Regions from separate parts of the Homo sapiens genome. Here region 2 is linked to region 1. Evidence: chromatin contacts called from ENCODE Hi-C or POLR2A ChIA-PET data. All regions are on one chromosome and are shown on one strand. Each heading gives the region's core, a stretch centred on a gene start or an enhancer-like site at or near the end of the contact. The rest is flanking DNA. Distances are from core to core; before and after follow the strand shown.

Region 1 (2,998 bases), core at 264-2,763:
CTAATAGGGGACAAGTGATGGTATGCTACAATAATGATAAGGAGACTCTTAAAATTGAAATTGTTTTATTTATTCTTGTTTATACTATTAAGAAGATATGAGAGTTAGAAAAATATATATATTTTCTACCACAAAGTAGAATAAGCTCAATGGGATACCTAGGTCTTGAATAAAATGAATAGAATTCAGATTTTTCCCCAATAACATTGGTTACCTCAACATTCTTATGCTAGCTTGGGAATAAAAGACACTTTTTTCTTTTTTTTTTTCTTTTCTTTTTTTTTTTTTTTTGAGACGGAGTCTCGCTCTCTTGCCCAGGCTGGAGTGCAGTGGTGCGATCTCGGCCCACTGCAACCTCCACCTCCCGGGTTCAAGGGATTCTCCTGCCTCAACCTCCCGAGTAACTGGGACTACAGGCACATGCCACCACACCTGGCAAATTTTTCGTATTTTTAGTAGAGACGAAGTTTCACCGTGTTAGCCAGGATGGTCTCGATCTCCTGACGTCGTGATCCGCCCGCCTTGGCCTCCCAAAGTGCTGGGATTATAGGCGTGAGCCACCGCACCCGGCCTAAAAGACAGTTTTAACTGAGTGCAACAAGTATTTTCGTTAAGAGATTTTTTTTCGTAATTTACCATTCTGCTGAATCAATTTTTAATCCAGTTGGAAGCTCTAAAATTCTAACATAATTCAGAAGCATTAAAAAAGAAGACTAAGGAAGAGAAAGCTACATTTTTATTTCAGCTTGTATTGCATTGTGCAGAAAGGAAAATAGTCTAGCTAATTTACTTTTCCTATGAAAAACCTTAGGAGGTCCAGAGGGCATCTTTTAAGCATTTTGTGCTCCACCATGCCATTTGGGTCAAAAGGATTTATTTAAAATATATTGGTTTGTTTATCTGATAACACATAACTCTGGAAAAGCTAATCAATCTACTTTATTCACGGAAATATTAAAATGATTCAGCTGGATGGTTAATTTTGGTAGTCAGGGATTATAAACTCACTTCACAGGATTTTTAAACAGGTTTGACATTCCTTTCCCATAAGAAAGCCTGTATATATTTGACCTTTGGATTTCAGCCAACCCTGTCATTTATTTTCTGCAGCTTGGTAGAGAATTATGTTCCTAAGCCATTTTTGGCTCACCAGCCTTTTTTCTCCCTGGCGTCACTACTTAGTACTAGAGCACAAGGTCAGAATAAGGAAGTTGAGGGAAGACTGGAGTTCTTTCATTAAAATGAACTCACGGGATAAAGATACATAAGTAAGGGGAAACACCGCCCCCCGCCCCCGTCCTCCCCCCACACACATGTTGCAGAAAGAGGATATCATTTGACTGTTTGAATTGAATTATGTAGTGAAGTAAAGGGTAAATCCAGAGTCAGGACTTGCAGTCTCAAAGTTCAAAGCCACTTAATGAAAAACAGAGCTCTTCACCATCCTCAAAAAGCATTTTCTAAACAGCCAATTGCATGTGGTGCTGTAAAGGGAATTACGTAGACCTAGCCTGTGACATTTAGAAAGGCATTCAAAGTTTAGAAATAAAATACTTACGGTGTTGCCAAGTCACTACACAAGCCTTTTAGTAAATCTCTGTTTAGAAAACTCACTGCCAGGCACTATGGCTGATGCCTATAGTCCCAACACTTAGGGAGGCTGAGGTGGGAGGATCACTTGAGCCAAGGAGTTTGAGGTTACAGTGAACTGTGATCACACCACTGCACTCCAGACAGTGCGATCATAGCTCACTGTAACCTCAAACTGTCTGAAAATAAATAAATACATGGAGAGAAAAATTATCATAGACGAAAATATTTAGAAAAGCCATCCTAGGCCGGTCACGGTGGCTCACGCCTGTAATCCCAGCACTTTGGGAGGCCAAGGCTGATGGATCACCTGAGGTCAGGAGTTCAAAACCAGCCTGGCCAACTGGCAAAACCCTGTCTCTACTAAAAATACAAAAATTAGATGGGCACAGTGGTGGCCGCCTGTAATCCCAGCTACTCGGTAGGCTAAGGCAGGAGAATCGCTTGAACCCGGGAGGCAGAGGTTGCAGTGAGCCGAGATCGCACCATTGCACCCTAGCCTGGGCGACAGAGCGAGACTCCGTCTCAAAAAAAAAATAAACATAAAATAAAATAAATAAATAAAAAGCCACCCTAATGAAAAATAATTGATGAGTTTTAGTACAAAACTCATCCTATTTTATGCAGTTAACTCACATAAAATTTTGCTAATATAAAGGGCACTTTTTTATTCTCCCGGGAGTGTTCTTTACTGTAGGGTTGCATATACATTAAAGTGGGTCATAGAAGTGAATACAGACAAGTACCAAATATAGTAGGCATTATGTGTGTGTGTTTTATGATTCTATGAATATTCTATGAATATTCTGTAGAAAATGAAGTTAAAAGCATTGGTTAGACTTTTCACTTTCTAGCCTCTCACTAGTGGTAATAAATAATGACAATAGTAATGATAAGACACATTTATTGATAATGTATTATGTGCCAGACACTAAGCTTAGCACACTATATGGCAATTACTGAATTATCTCAATAAATTCTTATAACAATCTCATACCATAGATAATATCACCCTCATTTTCCTAGGTAGGAATCAGAGGCTTAGAGCCAAGATTTGAACCCTTGTCTGCAGGCCTGCAAAGCTGATGCTCCTAGCATCTACGTGTACTCCTCAAAACCTATCATAAGATTTTATTTCATTTGGAAGAAAGAAAGTATTTATTGTCTTTTGAGACGTTTTTATTCATTCAATTTTGTATGTGGCTCTGGTTTGCAGGTAACTCGATTGTATTAGATTAGATATTTATCTGTAGTTACAAGCAAGTTATATTTAGCAAATGCCGTAGATTCCAGAGGCAGTAAATCTTGCCATTTGTCATTTTTCCAGAATGCCTCAATTTACTTGATTAATCATGATCAGTCAATTATTTAGCAGTCTGTGCAAAAAGAGAATATATTTTAACTTTAT
Region 2 (2,998 bases), core at 245-2,744, 100 kb before region 1:
GGGGAAAATGTCAGGGCCCAGGTGCTCTCGTTATGCTGGAGATCAGTCTTTCCAGCCCAAGAGTCTTTGCTCATGAGTCTGAATCATGTGTTTCCTCTCTTCCTAACACTGACATTGACTTTACAATCTGATTTTGAACTCTGCTCATGTTAGGGTGCAACCATTTCACACAGACAACATTTTTTAACTGCAAATGCTTAGGCCCATTTCCCAGATTCTGGTTTACCACTGGAGATTTGGTGAATCAGCACGTGACCCTGTGAGCATTACTTTACTCATTCAATAAGCAGATGTTGTGCATCTTCTAAGTGCCAGGCTGTGCTCTAGGAACTGGGAATACCTCAATGAAAAAAAAGAAATGAAAATCCCTGCCCTTAGAGAGTTGCATCTTTTGAAGAGAGAAAGACAATAAATAGAACCATTGAATAAAATAGATAGCATGTAAGAAGTAATAAGAGCTGGCCAGACGTGGTGGTTCATGCCTGTAATCCCAGCACTTAGGGCTGAGGCAGGCAGATTACCTAAGGTCAGGAGTTCAACATGGTGAAACCCTGTCTCTACTAAAAATACAAAAAAAAAAAAAAAAATAGCCGAGCATGGTTGGCAGGCACCTATAATCCCAGCTACTTGGCAGGCTGAGGCAGAAGAATTGCTTGAATCCAGAAGGCACAGGCTGCAGTGAGCCGAGTTCATACCACTGCACTCCAGCCTGGGCGACAGGAGCAAGACTATGTCTCAAAAACAAAAACAAAAAAGTAATAAGTGCTATCTCGAAAAATAAAGTAGGGGAAAGGGCCAACAGTGCATCTCATGAGTTTTCAACAACTTCGTTATTTTATATCCTAAGTCTATCTTTCCTTTTGTGACCACATTGCCTACCTTCACCCTAGTTTCTTCATTTCCTGGACAATTTCAGCGGGTATTTTTGGTCATAAGGCAGGGGCCTGACTTCTGTTTTGTGAGTTTAAGAGAAAGGCTTGAGCCTATGATGTGACCGCTCATAGCCCATCCCCTTCGGCACCTGTCCCAAAGTATTAAACAGCAGAGAGGAAACTTTCTTTGGAAGGGAAAATTAGGTATTAGTAGAGGGTCTCTGTGTAAATGAGGTTTTTTTTTTCCTGAAATCTGGCCATGGTCTGATAGCCTGAGGCTGGAGCCAGGGCAGTAATTTTCACTTTAGGTGAGATGGTCAGATGAGAAAAGCCTTCATCCTCTGGCATCATCTCTTTGTCTAGAAACATTTGGAAGTGCTTGCCTTGGTAGTGGATAAGGATTTATGGTTGCTTTAATGTTGCCTTAGAAACAGATTAATTGCTTAGCTTTGAGTCTTTCAGTCAGCAAGAATTACATAGAAGGGAATTCCAAGTACTGATGAAGGCCATCAAGGAGTTCCTTGGAATAACCCCAGCTGCCAATCAAGAGGATGCCATTAGGATGACTGTCCAATATATTGGGCTGTTAGGAATGCCAGCATATGCCTTTGCTCTGAGTCACGTCCTCCTTGGTAGTCAAAACTGGCTATAGCTTCCAGCAGGGAATGGTCACCGTGCTGCCAACCACTCTTCAGGCCTCTGCTCCAAAAGCTCTCCCTCTTCCTTTACAAAGCAGTTGGATCTATCTCTTGTAGATGTGGGTTTCTATTCCTTGTAGCTGTGACCTCTTCCTCCGACACAACTGGCTGGACTACTCACAGCTGGATATCTTTTTACCATCCTTTGTCAGTGTCATTTGGGTCTGTAATCTGTGGGTGATGGGTTGTGTGTTGTTTTAAAATAAATAGTGATCAGAAGATAATTTGGGTATTCTTGATACTGTGCTAAAGTCTCATTTCATGATGTAATGGATATTTTAAGTTAGTACTGCTCACAGTTGTACGAGTTGATCTGAATCCACCATAAAAATCAGCCTATACTTTGTATTGGTAAATTAAGGCAGAATATAAGAAAGCCAGGCAGCAAATCAACATATCCACAGTCTCTATTCTTATCTTTCTGCTTAATTTGTATGGAAATGTATATTTGAGGGAAAATGGGGAGAGTTTAGTAGAACTACTTTGAATCTGATGATAGAGGAAAGACCCCGAAAGAAAGAAAACAAAAGGATGAAGAAGGAACTCACATTTAGATAACATCTATTCCACATCTTCGTGGGCATTTGAATTTGGTATTAATTTAATAAGAAAAAGAAATTTAAGTCCAGAGAGTTCTTTCCAATTGCTTCATTGCCAATAAGCTACATCAGTGTGCTGTGTCCACTGTTCACAAATTATAATACTGCTCTCTTTTGAATATAATTGTAATGTTTTTAGTTAACACCGGAAGCCCCCTTCCTTTTTCTCTGATAATGATGATGGATTTTTACTGACCTGTCTACCTTTAGACATCTGGTGACCTTTTGGCTAAGAACATATTGTGGGATGTGGGCTAGGGAAGGGATAAAGGGCAGGGCTTTTTCTTGGCTGGCCCAGGAGATTGCCCTGACAGTGCATGCAGGAAGAGGTTGCCAGGCAATTGCTAAAAGACCAGATTGAAGGGCAGCTGTCTCTAGGAACATGCTAGCCCTCATGTTACATCACAGTTATTGATGCTTGTCTGTTTGAGTCTAATGCATAAGATAAAAGCCAGGCTATTGGAAACCTTCCACAAGACTTTTGCTAACTAGGCCCTCCTGACCCTGCATGGAAGCCAAGAGGCTTTCCAACGGGCTAGTCCAAGCCAACCCCAATAGTTCTCAAAGATTACTTCACACACTATCAGGGATGATATAATGGAGCAGTTAGTTATATCAGTCTTGGAAAAAGACCAGGGGTTGGGTCTTAGTTGAGGAGTTTACTGTCTGTATGACTTTCAGCAAGTACTTAACCTATCTAAGCCTCAGTTATCCAACCTCCAAATGGGCTAATAGTACCTACTATTTAGGATTATTGTTAGGGTACTGTGCATTGCACATCTCCAGGGGTGCTGTTCTCATGGACTATAATGGAAATAGCAACACTAGG

What was found. A loop is a pair of places that touch in the nucleus more often than their neighbours do. ChIA-PET counts read pairs that join two places held with the same protein, here RNA polymerase II (POLR2A). Pooled maps may share reads with other maps.
Region 2: a map of endothelial cell of umbilical vein shows a loop between it and region 1 (6-fold over the local background). The contact joins two enhancer-like sites. A Hi-C loop is called at or near these places in 3 of 168 maps with a recorded cell type or tissue (PC-9, aorta and endothelial cell of umbilical vein) and 2 of 50 pooled maps. POLR2A ChIA-PET finds 5 or more read pairs at or near these places in 2 of 52 experiments (AG04449 and BJ).

Annotation. Positions count from the first base shown.
Region 1 is chr2:40,330,731-40,333,728 of GRCh38, reverse strand. The region is part of intron 2 of SLC8A1 (solute carrier family 8 member A1); the gene reads left to right. Among named protein-coding and RNA genes, the nearest start is that of SLC8A1, 120 kb to the left of the region's middle. Within about 2 kb of position 1,513, at least 4 of the 41 ENCODE cell types and tissues checked have a DNase peak (open chromatin) inside an H3K27ac peak, as active enhancers do.
Region 2 is chr2:40,433,532-40,436,529 of GRCh38, reverse strand. All of the region lies in intron 1 of SLC8A1 (solute carrier family 8 member A1), which reads left to right. Among named protein-coding and RNA genes, the nearest start is that of SLC8A1, 17 kb to the left of the region's middle. RefSeq lists an enhancer at 832-2,031. Within about 2 kb of position 1,494, at least 8 of the 41 ENCODE cell types and tissues checked have a DNase peak (open chromatin) inside an H3K27ac peak, as active enhancers do.